Regions from separate parts of the Homo sapiens genome. Here all the other regions are linked to region 5. A link is a contact called in ENCODE Hi-C or POLR2A ChIA-PET data. All regions are on one chromosome and are shown on one strand. The core of a region is the stretch at or near the end of the contact, and the rest is flanking DNA. Distances in the headings are between cores, read along the strand shown. Region 1 has its middle 19 kb from the start of SWI5. Region 2 overlaps DNM1 (dynamin 1). Region 3 holds the start of ASB6 (ankyrin repeat and SOCS box containing 6). Region 4 holds the start of NAIF1 (nuclear apoptosis inducing factor 1). Region 5 holds the start of LRRC8A (leucine rich repeat containing 8 VRAC subunit A).

The links. Hi-C counts contacts between places; a loop is a spot of excess contacts on that map. ChIA-PET counts read pairs that join two places held with the same protein, here RNA polymerase II (POLR2A). Pooled maps may share reads with other maps.
Region 1: a loop to region 5 is called in a pooled map, with 2.8 times the contacts of the local background. The contact joins the enhancer-like site here to the promoter of LRRC8A in region 5. A Hi-C loop is called at or near these places in 1 of 168 maps with a recorded cell type or tissue (right cardiac atrium) and 2 of 50 pooled maps. POLR2A ChIA-PET finds 5 or more read pairs at or near these places in 1 of 52 experiments (naive thymus-derived CD8-positive, alpha-beta T cell).
Region 2: a map of naive thymus-derived CD4-positive, alpha-beta T cell shows a loop between it and region 5 (23-fold over the local background). The contact joins the enhancer-like site here to the promoter of LRRC8A in region 5. A Hi-C loop is called at or near these places in 2 of 168 maps with a recorded cell type or tissue (B cell and naive thymus-derived CD4-positive, alpha-beta T cell) and 7 of 50 pooled maps.
Region 3: a pooled map shows a loop between it and region 5 (6-fold over the local background). The contact joins the promoter of ASB6 here to the promoter of LRRC8A in region 5. A Hi-C loop is called at or near these places in 1 of 37 single-sample maps with no recorded cell type and 8 of 50 pooled maps. POLR2A ChIA-PET finds 5 or more read pairs at or near these places in 2 of 52 experiments (H1 and HepG2).
Region 4: a loop to region 5 is called in a pooled map, with 8 times the contacts of the local background. The contact joins the promoter of NAIF1 here to the promoter of LRRC8A in region 5. A Hi-C loop is called at or near these places in 1 of 37 single-sample maps with no recorded cell type and 6 of 50 pooled maps. POLR2A ChIA-PET finds 5 or more read pairs at or near these places in 1 of 52 experiments (naive thymus-derived CD4-positive, alpha-beta T cell).

The regions. Positions count from the first base shown.
Region 1 is chr9:128,294,150-128,296,849 of GRCh38, reverse strand. No RefSeq gene overlaps it. Among named protein-coding and RNA genes, the nearest start is that of SWI5, 19 kb to the right of the region's middle. Within about 2 kb of position 1,294, at least 15 of the 41 ENCODE cell types and tissues checked have a DNase peak (open chromatin) inside an H3K27ac peak, as active enhancers do.
Region 2 is chr9:128,248,802-128,251,501 of GRCh38, reverse strand. It overlaps DNM1 (dynamin 1), which reads right to left. Exons shown (of 22, transcript NM_004408.4): 20 at 1,146-1,387; 21 at 562-777. Among named protein-coding and RNA genes, the nearest start is that of MIR3154, 5.1 kb to the right of the region's middle. RefSeq lists silencers at 606-695, 706-1,205 and an enhancer at 1,376-1,515. Within about 2 kb of position 1,286, at least 9 of the 41 ENCODE cell types and tissues checked have a DNase peak (open chromatin) inside an H3K27ac peak, as active enhancers do.
Region 3 is chr9:129,640,718-129,643,417 of GRCh38, reverse strand. ASB6 (ankyrin repeat and SOCS box containing 6) reads left to right here and starts at 1,267. Exons shown (of 6, transcript NM_017873.4): 1 at 1,267-1,531; 2 at 2,696-2,700. The coding sequence starts at 1,419. RefSeq lists a silencer at 901-1,500 and an enhancer at 2,207-2,700.
Region 4 is chr9:128,065,902-128,068,601 of GRCh38, reverse strand. NAIF1 (nuclear apoptosis inducing factor 1) reads left to right here and starts at 1,282. Exons shown (of 2, transcript NM_197956.4): 1 at 1,282-2,011. The coding sequence starts at 1,501. SLC25A25 (solute carrier family 25 member 25) reads right to left here and starts at 370. Exons shown (of 11, transcript NM_001330988.2): 1 at 22-370. The coding sequence starts at 282. RefSeq lists a silencer at 74-643 and an enhancer at 1,094-1,423.
Region 5 is chr9:128,880,757-128,883,456 of GRCh38, reverse strand. LRRC8A (leucine rich repeat containing 8 VRAC subunit A) reads right to left here and starts at 1,324. Exons shown (of 4, transcript NM_019594.4): 1 at 1,207-1,324. It overlaps KYAT1-SPOUT1 (KYAT1-SPOUT1 readthrough), which reads left to right and starts at 1,507. Exons shown (of 25, transcript NR_182311.1): 1 at 1,507-1,560. It overlaps KYAT1 (kynurenine aminotransferase 1), which reads left to right and starts at 1,507. Exons shown (of 13, transcript NM_004059.5): 1 at 1,507-1,560. RefSeq lists a silencer at 978-1,257 and an enhancer at 1,288-1,437.

The sequences.
Region 1 (2,700 bases), core at 45-2,544, 590 kb after region 5:
ATATGTGCTGGTGATTGTGGCCATCAATCCCTTATCTGGTGAAACCTTTGGCTCATAACTGGTTTGGGTGTGTGATTGTTACCTTTCACCTCATTCTCAGGCCCATCCACATGACGTGGAACCTGGAGCTTTCCTCCCAATTCCTCCGAAGAATCAGGGTTGGGGGCCCCAACATCCCTTAGCCCCAACCACAGAGGCACTGGGCCCTTGGCCTGGGCTTCCTCCCTTCCCTCTCTCCCCAAGCGGCCCCTCCTTTTTTTCAAGACAGGGCCTCACTCTATCACCCATGCTAGAGTGCAATGTGTGATCATGGTTCATGGTAGCCTTGACCTCCTGAGCTGGATCGATCCTCCCACTTCAACCTCCTGAGTAGCTGGGTACCACCATGCTTGGCTTTGTTTTTTTTTTTCTTTTTTTTGAGACGGAGTCTTGCACTGTCGCACAGGCTGGAGTGCAGTGGCGCAATTCGGCTCACTGCAAGCCCCGCCTCCCGGGTTCACGCCATTCTCCTGCCTCAGCCTGCCGAGTAGCTGGGACTACAGGCGCCCGCCACCACGCCCGGCTAATTTTTTGTACTTTTAATAGAGACGGGGTTTCACCGTGTTAGCCAGGATGGTGTCGATCTCCTGACCTCATGATCCGCCCACCTCGGCCTCCCAAAGTGCTGGGATTACAGGCGTGAGCCACCGTGCCCGGCCCATGTTTGGCTGTTTTTAAAATTTTTTGTGGAGGATAGGTCTCACTATGTTGCCAAGGTGGTCTCAAACTCCTGGGCTCAATTGATTGTCCTGCTTTGGCCTCCCAAAATGCTAGGATTATAGGCATGAGCCACCACACCCTGCCCAGCTGATGTGGCCCCTTCTGAGCAAAACTAGAGTGGGGCACTATTTGGCGACACTGCTCTGTGACACATTTCTGTCAGGCCACCCAAAAATGACCCCTTTCAGTCCCCAGGGACAACAGTGCAGGCTGTACTGTGTTAGTATTTTGAACTCCGTAGGTGCCGGATGACAAATATTTTCGAGTAGGGTTTATACCGGATATGATCAAACAAACCATGTATGTGTACACACCAGGCAGAGTAACCTCTGCCACCTGTTTTCCAGCACATGGGGGCACGGCCTGAGGAATCCACATCTCGCAGCTGCTTGCTCCTTACTGCCCCTGGTTGCTTCAAACTCCTGAGAGGGGTGCTGCCAGAGAACCCCCTCTTCTATGTGTTCTGAGGATTCAGCCTTCGTGAATCTGGCCTGGCAGGCTGGAACCTTTCCAACAAGGCCCTCCCAGGGCTTGCTTCCCAGGGCAGTTGGGCACATCTCTGAGTGGACACTGCCCCCTCGAGGCCGTGCCCACTATGACACCTGGGAGAGCTGAGCTCACACAAGAGAAACAGACCAAGGTGGATGCTTTCCTTCCAAGTGTCCTCCCTGGGTGCCTCAAGATTGAACCAAAATGCAGAGCTGGGTTACGATTGTGTTTGGGGGAGACTTTCATCATGCACCAAGAATCCAAGTGGACACAACCTGCAAATCACCATCCCTGATCACCTTTCAACGAGACCAAATCCCTTTGTGTCCTGGGCCAACTAAGTTTTCTGCCTCTGGAATACTCTCCCACATTTTTTTTTTTTTTTTTTTTTTTTTTTGAGACGGAGTCTTGCTCTGTCGCCCAGGCCGGACTGCGGACTGCAGTGGCGCAATCTCGGCTCACTGCAAGCTCCGCTTCCCGGGTTCACGCCGTTCTCCTGCGTCAGCCTCCCGAGTAGCTGGGGCTACAGGCGCCCGCCACTGCGCACGGCTAATTTTTTGTATTTTTAGTAGAGACGGGGTTTCACCTTGTTAGCCAGGATGGTCTCGATCTCCTGACCTCATGATCCACCCGCCTCGGCCTCCCAAAGTGCTGGGATTACAGGCGTGAGCCACCGCGCCCGGCCTTTTTTTTTTTTTTTTTTGAGACAGAGGCTCACTCTGTTGCTTAGGCTGGAGTGCAGTGGTGCCATCTTGGCTCACCGCAACCTCTGCCACCCAGGTTCAAGTGATTCTCTTGCCTCAGCCTCCTGAGAAGCTGGGATTACAGATGTGTGCCACCATGCCCGGCTAATTTTTGTATTTTTAGTAGAGACGGGGTTTTGCCATGTTGCCCAGGCTGGTCTCGAACTCCTGACCTCAGGTGATCCGCCCGCCTCAGCCTCCCAAAGTGCTGGGATTACAGGCAGGCAGCCCTCTCCCACATTCTTACCTGGCTGCCTCCTACTGGACAGACATGGATGTCTCTTCCCCTGGGAAGTTTCCCAGTGTCCCATATTGGTTGGATGCAGCTCCAACATGCTTCCATAACCCTGTGGCAGCATTTTATCTGTATTGTCGTGGCTGCTTGAGTCTCTGACCTCCCGCTGGCAGGTGAGCACTGTGTGGCAGGGACCCAGAGACTGGGGCTCCCCAGCACCTGGCCCTGACAGTTTTTTTGTGTAGGAAGAGGCAAGACCAGCCAGCTCTCCACATAGAGAACATGGTGTAAGGTGAGAAAACCTCAAGGAAGGGCTCACCTCTCAAGGGGCTCCCACCCACTCAGAGCCTGGCCACTTCCCTCTCCTCCTCCTCCTTCACCATAAAACCAGGTGGCCGGCCAGGCGTGGTGGCTCATGCCTATAATCCCAGCAGTTTGGGAGACTGAGATGGATGGATCACTTGAGGTCAGGAG
Region 2 (2,700 bases), core at 37-2,536, 630 kb after region 5:
CACCTTTCTAGTCACACAGTCACAGCCTGGCCTCTGCTCCTGTGGGCCAGTGGCTGGACACCCCCTGGGATGGCTCAAAGGAGTCAGGGCTGGGAAGTGGGGACATCAGGGTAGCTGAAGGAAATCCACACACTCAGAGCAGATCGGGGTTCAGAGTCAGACCTAAGGTAGGCTCCCCAGGGGCTGGGAGAGGAATTGGACGGAATGGAGGATGGAGGACAGCAAGAAGAAGAAAGGAGGAGGAATGCAACGTGTGGGCGGCCGCCAAGAGTGAAAATAGAGGGAAGCGCCATGCAAGTGCTGGAAAGAAGGGGGCAGGTGGGACGAGCCCCACAGCCCCCTCCCCAGAAACGACCACCTCCGGGACTCAGCGCTCCCTCGGGGGCAGGCTCCGCCAGCCCTCGGCCACACGTGGCGTGGCTCCGGCACCCAGAGTCCGATTGCCTGGGATAGAAACGGCCGGTTCTGGCGGCCAGGTCCGATGCTCTGGAATCCAGCCCCATTTCCCTCCCGGCCACGCCCGTCCGGCAGCCTCTCCAGCCGCATTCAGCCCCTACTCACCTGGGGACCCCGGGCGGGGCGCGGTTGGGGCGCGAGGGCACCTGAGGGGGAGGGCCGAAAGGGTCAGGGGAAGCCCCCGGCCTGGAGGGCACGGGGGGCGCCCCCCCCAGGGCGGACCCAGCAGGCGGAGGCCCAGGAGCAGGGCCCCGCGACCCGGGCCGGGCTGGGGGCACGGCGGGGGCTCGGCGCTGCGGCGTGGGGCTGGACGTGGGCGACCTGAGGGCGACAGGGAGCGAGGAACAAGGAGAGGCGAGATGAGCAGCTCCGCCCACCCAGAGGCCCCGCCCCAGCCCAGTGCTGGCCACGCCCATGCACGCAAGCCCCTCCCTGCCGCACCCCTAAGGCGGTCGCCGGAGCTTAAGCCCCGCCCCCAGCGGCGCCAACGCCCCAGCTCCACCCAGCCTTGCAGCCAGCTCTCCACGGCAAGCCCCGCCCCGCGACAAGCCCCGCCCTCTCTAAGCTCCGCCCCTCGCTCCAGGTGGGAGCCACCCCGGTGACGCGGGCGCGCCACTGCCCGGTCCCGGCATTCCTCCCGCGGGCCCCGGGCTGGGGGGCTTTGGGGCCGTGGGGGCCGGCCCTGGTACCTGCGTCCGGCCGGTACGCTCTGCACCTGCAGCCAGGAGTCGTCCACGGGCGGGGGCATGGGCGTGCTGACGGTGGTCGTGTTGATGTCGCCGATGATGCTGAGCGCCTCCTTCAGTGCGTGGTACATGCGCAGCATCTCGTCGCGCCGCTGTGCCTGCTCCGCCGACTCCTCCATCAGCGTGTTCTGGTCCCCACACGAGTACAGGTTGGCCAGCAGCTCCGAGAAGATGAACTCCTTGGTCTGCGAGTAGGCAAAGAGGGAAGGAGGTGGGGACCTGATGCCTGTGCCGCCCTGGCCGCCCCACCGGGCCCTGCTGGGACTGTGAGCTGGTGTGGCTTTTCAGACGCGGCTCCTACACTGCGTAGACTGGAAGATTCACCTCCCCACCGCGCTTTTCTCACTCAGATGAGGACACTGAGGTCCACAGGAAAAGTCATCTGACCAAGGTCACAGAACCGGGAGGGGACTTAGGACCTATCATGCCACCAGAACTCTTGTCTACTCAGTTGTTTTTTTTTTTCTTCTTCCTGGAGATAGGGTCTCGCTCTTTCACCAGGCTGGAGTACAGTGGGGAGATTACCACTCACTGTAGCCTCAACCTCCTGGGCTCAAAGTTATCTTCCAATGTCAGCCTCTCCAGTAGCTAGGACTACAGGCACGTGCTACCACCAACCCCAGCTATTCTTTTTTTTTTTTTTGAGACGGAGTTTCACTCTTGTTACCCACGCTGGAGTGTAATGGCACAATCTCAGCTCACCGCAACCTCCGCCTCCCGGGTTCAAGCAATTCTCCTGCCTCAGCCTCCTGAGTAGCTGGGATTACAGGCATGTGCCACCACGCCCGGCTAATTTTGTATTTTTAATAGAGATGGGGTTTCTCCATGTTGGTCAGGCTGGTCTCAAAATCCCAACTTCAGGTGATCTGCGCACCTCGGCCTCCCAAAGTGCTGGGATTACAGGCATGAACTACCGCGCCCGGCCAACCCCCGCTATTCTTTAAAATTTTTGTGTAGAGACAAAGTCTCACTGTGTTGCCCAAGCTGGTCTTGAACTCCTGGGCTCAAGTGATCCTCCTGCCTTGTCCTCCCAAAGTGCTGGGATTACAGGCATGAGCCACCGTGCACAGCCCCTCATTATATTTCTTCTTCTTTTTTTTTTTTTTTGAGATGGAGTCTCGCTCTGTCGGCCAGGCTGGAGTGCAGTGGCAGGATCTCGGTTCACTGCAACCTCCGCCTCCTGGGTTCAAGTGATTCTCCTGCCTCAGCCTCCCGAGTAGCTGCAATTACAGGCTCACGCTACCACACCTGGCTAATTGTTCTATTTTTAGTAGAGATGGGGTTTCACCATGTTGGCCAGGCTGGTCTTAAACTCCTGACCTCACGTGATCCACCTGCCTTGGCCTCCCAAAGTGCTGGGATTACAGGTGTGAGCCACCGCGCCCAGCCCCTCATGATATTTCTATTGGACAGCTCTGGTCTGGACCGTGCCTCCCTCCCTGGACCTGGTCCCATAGGGCTGGTTGGCATCTCCCCCAGGCCAACATGGCCACCTGCA
Region 3 (2,700 bases), core at 18-2,517, 760 kb before region 5:
GTTCAAGCAATTCTCCTGCCTCAGCCTCCCAAGTAGCTGGGATTACAGGCGCCTGCCACCACGCCCGGGTAATTTTTGTATTTTTAGTAGAGACAGGGTTTCATCATATTGGCCAGGCCGGTCTGCAGCTTCGAACTTCTGACCTCAGGTGATCCACCTGCCTCGGCCTCTCAAAGTGCTGGGGATTCTACCCATTTTACAGATGAGGAAATCCAAGTTCAGAGACAGGCGGTAGCACACTCCTGTGTTCCCAGCTTCTCGGGAGGCTGAGGCGGGAGGATCACCTGAGCCCAGGGGTTCAAAGCTGCAGTGAGTCATGATCACTACACTACACTCCAGCCTGGGAGACAGAGTGAGACCCTGTCTCTAAAAAATACACAAGATTCGGGCTGGGCACCGTGGCTCATGCCTGTAATCCCAGCACTTTGGGAGGCCGAGGTGGGAGGATCACGAGGTCAGGAGTTCGAGACCAGCCTGGCCAATATGGTGAAACCCTGTCTCTACTAAAAATACAAGAATAAGCTGGGCGTGGTGGCCAGCGCCTGTAATCCCAGCTACTCGGGAGGCTGAGGCAGGAGAATCGCTTGAACCCGGGAGGCGGAGGTTGCAGTGAGCCGAGATCGTGCCATTGCACTCCAGCCTGGGCAACAGAGCGAGACTACGTCCCCCAAAAAAACAAAAACAACAACAACAAAAAACAAGATTCACTGAGTCCATCAAGGCAGAGGTGGAGAGGGCTAGCAGCCGTCCTGGCCAGGTGCTCCCCGGGACAGAGAATAAGAAACTGAGGAGGGGACGTGCGAGTACCCTGGTCCTCATCATTCCAGTCAGCGGGCCGGGTGGTGACAGAGGTGGCCCAGCCCCTCTTCAGGGAAGGCGAGGGCCAGCCCGAACCGGAAGGGGCAGTGTCTGATGACCACAGCTCTCAGGGGCGCCCAGGGCCAGTGGGGCAGCGGCAGGGCCGAGAGCACGACCGGCGGAACTCGGACGGCGCCCAGCGGTCGCGGGCGGGATCGCAGGGCGAAGCCGAGCCGGGCCGGGCCCTGGCAGGAAGGGGCGGACCCGCCTGAGTCTCGGATCTGGCTTGGCTCGATCCTCCACTCTCCCACTCCGCTGGGGCCGCCCACTGGACATCGCCCGAGTCGGCCTGGCGGTCGTGCCCCAGGACGCGCCGAGGTCCTCCGAGCCCGCAGGGGGCGCTGTCGCCATATGGCCCACCCTGAGTCGGCGCGGGCAGGAAGTACGAGGGTCACTTCCGGCGGGGGCGCGGCTTGGACTGAGGAGCGGACCCGGCCGGGCGCAGGGGCTGGACTGGCGGAGCAGGTGGGGTCCGCGGCCGCCGGAGCGTTCCGGTCGGCGTCTGGGCATCTCGGCCTCGGCAGAAAGCGCGACGGCCCTGCTGCGCGGGGCCCGCGGCGATGCCGTTCCTGCACGGCTTCCGGAGGATCATCTTCGAGTACCAGCCGCTGGTGGATGCGATTCTGGGCTCCCTGGGGATCCAGGACCCCGAGCGGCAGGAGTCTCTGGACCGGTAACTCACCCCCTCCCGTGAGCTGGCCGAGGCCGCTCCGACCCCGCAGCGTCCCACTTTATCACCACAAGCCGGGCGGGGTGGATGCGTCCCCCTTGACAGAGGAAGGGACGGGCGGAAGCCGGGGTTGCGTGGCTCGGAGTGCGCGCTGCCCCGCGCGGATCCCACTCCTGCCCCTTGCATGGCGGAGACGAAGGGCGGGGAGGGCCCGAGGGCGGAGGCCCGCGGGTTGTCGCAGGGCCTGCGCCTCAGCCCCACCCTGTCGCCTGCCTGTCCTGTGCCACCCCCCGGCGTGGCAGAGGAGCAGGGTGGAATCCGTGAGGCCTCAGATGTTACCCCAGAGCAGTGTGAAGGTGGGCTTTTGTAGCAGAGTTTGCGTTTTTATAGACAAGAGCTGGTCTGTCGTGGACCTGCAGGAAAGGGGTCGGGAGCGAATCTGCATTCACTGCCCATGGTACTAGGCACCTGGGGTCCATCAGTGGCTCAGCAAAACCCCCGCCTTCTTGGCGCATGTGCTCCAGAGGAGAGACTGACAAGTAATTGTACGGCGGCACGCGAGGTGGAAGGGAGGGGAGAGCAGAAGGAAGGGGCTCGGCTCAGGTGTTGAGGGGGTTGTCAGTTGGTATTTCCAACACGTGGTAATGATGAGTCTCGCCATCCAGGGACTCTGGTGGAAACGTAGGCTTTCTTCATCAATATCAGCTGAAGGTCTCAATGTGAGGGGAGGGAGGAGGCTGTGTTGCTGTCCTGGCTGCAGGTGTTGCCGGGGCTGGGGTCCTGCGGGTTTGAGGATGGAAGGGCTTTCTGAGGAAGAAGCATCAAAGTCGGGCTTGGGCTCTTGGCCTCCAGGCTGGTGGTCCCTTCAGTCCCAGCAGCCCAGGTGTGTGAGGCTTTGTACCTAAGTCTGCGACCGGACTCTGGGCAACGCGGGAGGAGAGCGCAGACAGACCCAGCCCATTCTCCGCAAATCCCAGTCTGCTCCCGTATTAAGAGATGCAGCGTGGCCCTCTCTCTACTTCAGAGCTTCCCCCAAGCCCCTGTGACCCACAGAGCCAGGGCCCTGCTTGCTGATGATGATAGCAGGACTAAAGCCCACCAACCCACAGGCTGCGCGGTCACCCGGTCCCACAGCTGTGCCTACCCTCAGCCTCTCTCCTGTCCCAGGCCCA
Region 4 (2,700 bases), core at 33-2,532, 810 kb after region 5:
CTGAGGACGCGCGCAGCCTACCTGGAGCTCGCCCTCGGTGCGGTGCAGTCCCAGGCGCCGCAGCCCCACCGCCAGGTCGTTGACACACAGGCCGCCGTCCCGGTTGACGTCGAGCGTCTGAAAGAGTCTCCACAGGCGCAGCCGGTGGTCCGGGCCCCCGCAGATAGCGCCGCCGCAGGGGTCCCCCACGGACGCCGGCGATGAGGCAGACGAAGAGGCGGCGGTGGCGGCGGCGTCCGGCGGCGGGGAGGCCACACAGCGGCACAACACACTGCTCACCATCGGGCGCGAGGCAGGGGCTCCGGGCGCGGGCGGGAGCGGGGGCGGCGGGCCGGCGGTGACCGCGCGGGAGGCAAGCCAGGCGCTCTGCAGCTGGGAGCGCGGGCTCGGAGACGCCGGCAAGCTGGCGGAAGGGGCGGCTTCCGGGAGCCCCGCCCCTCCGCGCCCCGCTTCGCCGGCCACGCCCGGGCGCACCGAAGGCCAGTCACAGGCTCGGATGGGGAGGAGGGAGGGGCGGAGCCTGTCTAAGGACAGCCCACGCGCCACGGACTACCCGGATCAATGGGGTGGGCGGGGTCACCCGGCTCCGCCTGGGGCCGATTCAAACTGAGGGAGGCGGGGATTGGCTGAGCCGGGGGCCAAGAGAGAGAAAATCACGCAGCGATAGGCATGAGTAATGTGATTGGCAGGCGGAAGGCCCCGTGTCCAGTTTCCATTGATGAACTAACTCTGTTTAGACTGCGGGATCTTAAGGATGGGAGGAGCGGTAGTGTACGGAGAGATCGTAGCCTCCAGTGGGAAACAGGATTTGTGTGAGAGCATTTGTGAACTGCAGTTGCGAGGCAGAGTTTGTGCCGGTGGGAGGAATTAAAAGTTAATTGACCCATGGGTCACGGCCGAAAGCACTAAGTATCCTCAGGAAGCAGGGTTTTGGTAATCTAACTCCCTAAACCACCAATAAAATAGCTGAATTTAACGGCTTAATAGTCGTAATACTGACAATTGAACGACAGAATGATTTTCCAATGGAAGTGAATAAAGGTTAGGTGGGCGGGGCCCTCTGGGCGACGGACACAATTTTAGACCAATGATCAGGCGAATTACAGTAAGCAGGCGTGCTCTTTAGCTGAGCGACAGATCGAAAGAACCAGTGATCGACGTGATATTTGAGCAGCTACCAACCGGGAAGGCCGGTTTTCCCGGAGAAGCGCTGGGAGGCGGGAAGAGGGGAAGTGGGCGGATCTCCGCACACCTCGGCGGAAGAGGCAGATTCAGGAAGCCATTACGCTGCTGGCTGGCAGCGGCCGGGCCGGTCGGGGCTGGGCCCTACGCACTTTGCGTAGCGAGGGGGGTTACCAAAGGCCTAGTGCTTGGCCTCGAGCAAGCCTGGCCTATCCCCTGTAGGGGGTGGGTGAGGGGCGAGGCTGAGGAAGAAGAGAAGGGGAATTGGGGCGCTTGAGGGGATTATAATTTCTTTAAAAAGAGGGGAGGGGAGAGGCCATGGCCGTCCCAGCCAAGAAAAGGAAGATGAACTTCTCAGAGCGGGAGGTGGAGATCATCGTGGAGGAGCTGGAGCTGAAGAAGCACCTGCTGGTGAACCACTTCAACGCCGGGGTACCCCTGGCCGCCAAGAGTGCGGCCTGGCACGGCATCCTGAGAAGGGTCAACGCCGTGGCCACCTGCCGCAGAGAGCTGCCTGAGGTCAAGAAGAAGTGGTCTGACCTCAAGACCGAGGTCCGTCGCAAGGTTGCCCAGGTCCGGGCCGCCGTGGAGGGTGGTGAGGCGCCGGGGCCCACTGAGGAGGACGGAGCTGGGGGGCCTGGGACAGGCGGTGGCAGTGGTGGCGGTGGCCCAGCTGTAGCCCCAGTGCTGCTGACCCCCATGCAACAACGTATCTGCAACCTGCTGGGCGAGGCCACCATCATCAGCCTGCCCAGCACCACAGAGATCCACCCTGTGGCCCTCGGACCCTCGGCCACCGCAGCCGCAGCCACGGTCACCCTGACACAGAGTGAGTGACCTCTCCTGCCCAGGCGGCGTGCATAAGTGGGAAGGGCCAGCAAGCTCTGGGGTGGCCTGGGGAAGGTTGGCTGCCAAGGGTCAGAGGTCAGATGGGGGTCTTGGAAGACCATGAGGCCTTCCAAGAGCAGCACCCAGACAGAAGTGATCTTGCTCTCTTTGGGACTTCCTCAGCACGTGGGCTGGACTTCTGACGTGCTGGATAGCTCGCCACTGAGCATTGCCACCATGTTTGTCCATGACTTACCTCCACTTGCCGAACTGGGTGGTCCTTGAAAACAAGAGACCGTGTCTGTATCCCCACAGGACTTTTCACAGGGCCCGGCTTGTAGTAGACAGCCAGGCCATATTTGTTGAAAAAATTGATGGGAATAATACTGCCCAAGTGAGACAACGATTCTGGATTCTGTTTTCAGTGTGGGGGATCTTTCATCAGGTGCTGCTCAGGAGCCTCATGGTTCCTGGTGTTAATCTACTCCATTCATTCATTCATTCATTCATCAAACATTAGCACTTATTCTGTACCAAACCCTGTGCTGGGCACTGGGATTACCAAGTTGTCTAAAATACAGGCCAGTTATGTTCTAGTAGGACAGAGATGACACATATAGGAATAGCTTCGCCATCAGTTGGGAAAACCTCAGGCCCCGGAAGAGGAAGGGGGCTTCTTGGTGGCATAAG
Region 5 (2,700 bases), core at 75-2,574:
TGCCCAGTCTCTCTGAACAAACTCCCACTCCCACATCCCCTCCACAGGAAGTATCAGCAACAGCCGATCTCCTCCCGCTTCTTACAGCCTGTCTGTCTGCCAGGTTGTCTGCTCCAAAGGGCAGAATACAGTTTGGCAGGGGTTAAGAGTACTACTAACAGAAGAGGTGGAAGAGGTCCTTGGGAACTTCGGGCTCCCCCAGTTCCCTTCCTCTTACCAGGTGCTCTCCCTCCACACCTCATTCTCAAAAGGCTTCCTGAGGTAGGGCAGGGGAAGAGGAGTCAGTGGAAGTGTGGCTCACCCAGGAACCGCCCACCCTTCCAGCCAAGTCTCCATCAGGAGGCGGCTACCAGACAACCCCCGACCCATCCCTCCTTCCCAAAAAAGGCAACAATCGCAACAGCTGAGAACCGGCAGACCTCGGTTCACCCCGGTCCAGATCAAGGGGAAGAAGCAGTCAGCGAAAGCAGCAGAATCATCATGAACTCCATGACCCCAGCTATGCCCCTTCAGCCTGGGAGCTCAGTTTGCTGGGTATCCAGCTCACCTAGGGCTGCACCAGGCCTGGACCTCACTGGATCTCGCCTCGCCCTCGGGCCCACCTGAATGCACAGGACTGGGACAGGGTCTGGGTTCTTAGATTCCGGACCGGTCTTCCCAAATATCCCATCCCAGAAAGGCCCCAAGAGCCTAGCCGGGGATCCTGCCCCCAAGTCAGGGCACTGCCCCCATCGGAACGATAGGAAGGAGGGGTGCAAGGGAAGAGAAGGGGACCAGGAACTCAGGAGAAGACAGCTAAGGAAATCTTTGAAAAAGAAATGGCAAGGAGAGAGCCCAGAGGTGGAACCTCTAGGAACGGGAGAGTGTGTGTGGAGGGGTGAGGATCTGGGGGGACCCAGGGGATGACAAGGGGACATGGGGGAGCCGAGGCGGAAACTCCTGGTTTCTGAAGCACAAGGAGGCACAGGGGTGCCTGGGAGGGGGCTCGCGCGCCGCGGAGCCGGCGAGAAGGTGGTGCCCCGGAGACTCCGGGCACTGGGGAGCCCAGAGGTAGGCCGAACACCGCGGGAGGTCCCCAGGGGGCCGGCCCGGAGACAGAGCCCCAGATGCCCCGGGCGCCCCGGGCCGGGCAGCTGGCCGAGGGCGTGTGTAAGTGGGTTTCGAGAGGTGACAGCTCGCGCCCCTTTCCCCACCCCGTCCACTCACCTGGGCTCGCCGCGCCCGGCCGCCCGGCAGGCAGCCCCAGGCCCCGGCCGCTCCGTCCCGCCGCCGGCCGCAGCGCTGCTCCGGCGCCTCCTTTTGTTTGTCCCTCACTGCACCACTCAGCCTCCTCCGCCCCGGAAGTGACGTCACCGCCGGGCGCGAACGCGGCGGCCAGGGCGTCGCCATCTTTATGAGGAGAATTCTAGCGGCGCTTTCTCCCGCTCTCGCCTCCGCGCTAGCGCCCTGCTGCTTCGGGGCGGAAGTAGCGGAGCCGGGCTCGGCCCCCTTAAAGGGACAGGGACTGCTGCAACCTACGGGGTGTACTTGGGAACGAGGGGTGAAGCGGCCCAGGTGAGGGTGAGTAGCTGTGTCGGAGCGCCACTTCCCCAAGGTCAGGTGCCGAGGCTGGGAGGGTCGGCTAACGGTTCCGAGCTTGGTTGTGCTAGAGTGCTTAATGAGTTTGATGCTACTAAGTATAACGGAGTGGCTGCACAGAATGATTGAGCCGCCCGCGGGAATCAACTGCGCGTGCTGCTCGCTGATTCTCGCTCGGACACTGGGGCTGGTCCTGTCTGCACCCAAATCCCCCTCCCACGACCGCGCCGGTGGAGATGATACCCGAGACAACAGAATTCTGGACAGATCTGGGGTTGGAATTGGGTCCCCAGACTCCAACTCTGCAGCTCCATAAATCCCGCTGGGTCCTCGCAAATTCCCTGGCTGATAACAGTACCGGCAACCAAATTAAAAAATAATCCATACAGTGGAATACTGTGCAGCCATTAAGACGAACAATGTTTAATATGCACTAATGTAGGGTGACTTCTAAGATACCTTAGGTTAAAAAAGGAAACAACAGTAAAAACAGCGTTGGGCCGGTTGCGGTGGCTCACGTCTGTAATCCCAGCACTTTGGGAGGCCGAGGCGGGCGGATCACGAGGTCAGGAGATCGAGACCATCCTGGCTAACTTGGTGAAACCTCATCTCTACTAAAAATACAAAAAAATCAGCCGGGCGTGGTGGTGGGCGCCTGTAGTCCCAGCTACTCTGGAGGCTGAGGCAGGAGAATGGCATGAACTCGGGAGGTGGAGCTTGCAGTGAGCCGAGATCGCGCCGCTGCACTCCAGCCTGGGCGACAGAGCGAGACTCCGTCTAAAAAAAGAAAAAACAGCGTTGATGGGTGCTATCCATCTTTGCGTAGAAGGACGCCTGAGGGTGGGCGTATCTGCGGGTGTGCGCGCCAGCTGTCTGATAAGATGCACAAGAAGTTGTTAATTGCGGTTGTCTCCGACAGAATTGGGGTCTTGGGTACCTGGGCCAGGGCGAGAAATTTACTACCATGTGCACAGATAGATAATTAAAAATAAGATGATGAAGATAGTCGTGGCTCCCATCCATCACGTGTTAAGCCAATGCCTAGTTTCACTTCTGTTGGGAGGTCTTATTTTTCCCTTTTAATAGAAGAGAAAAGAACCTTAGAGAGGTTAGGAAACTTAG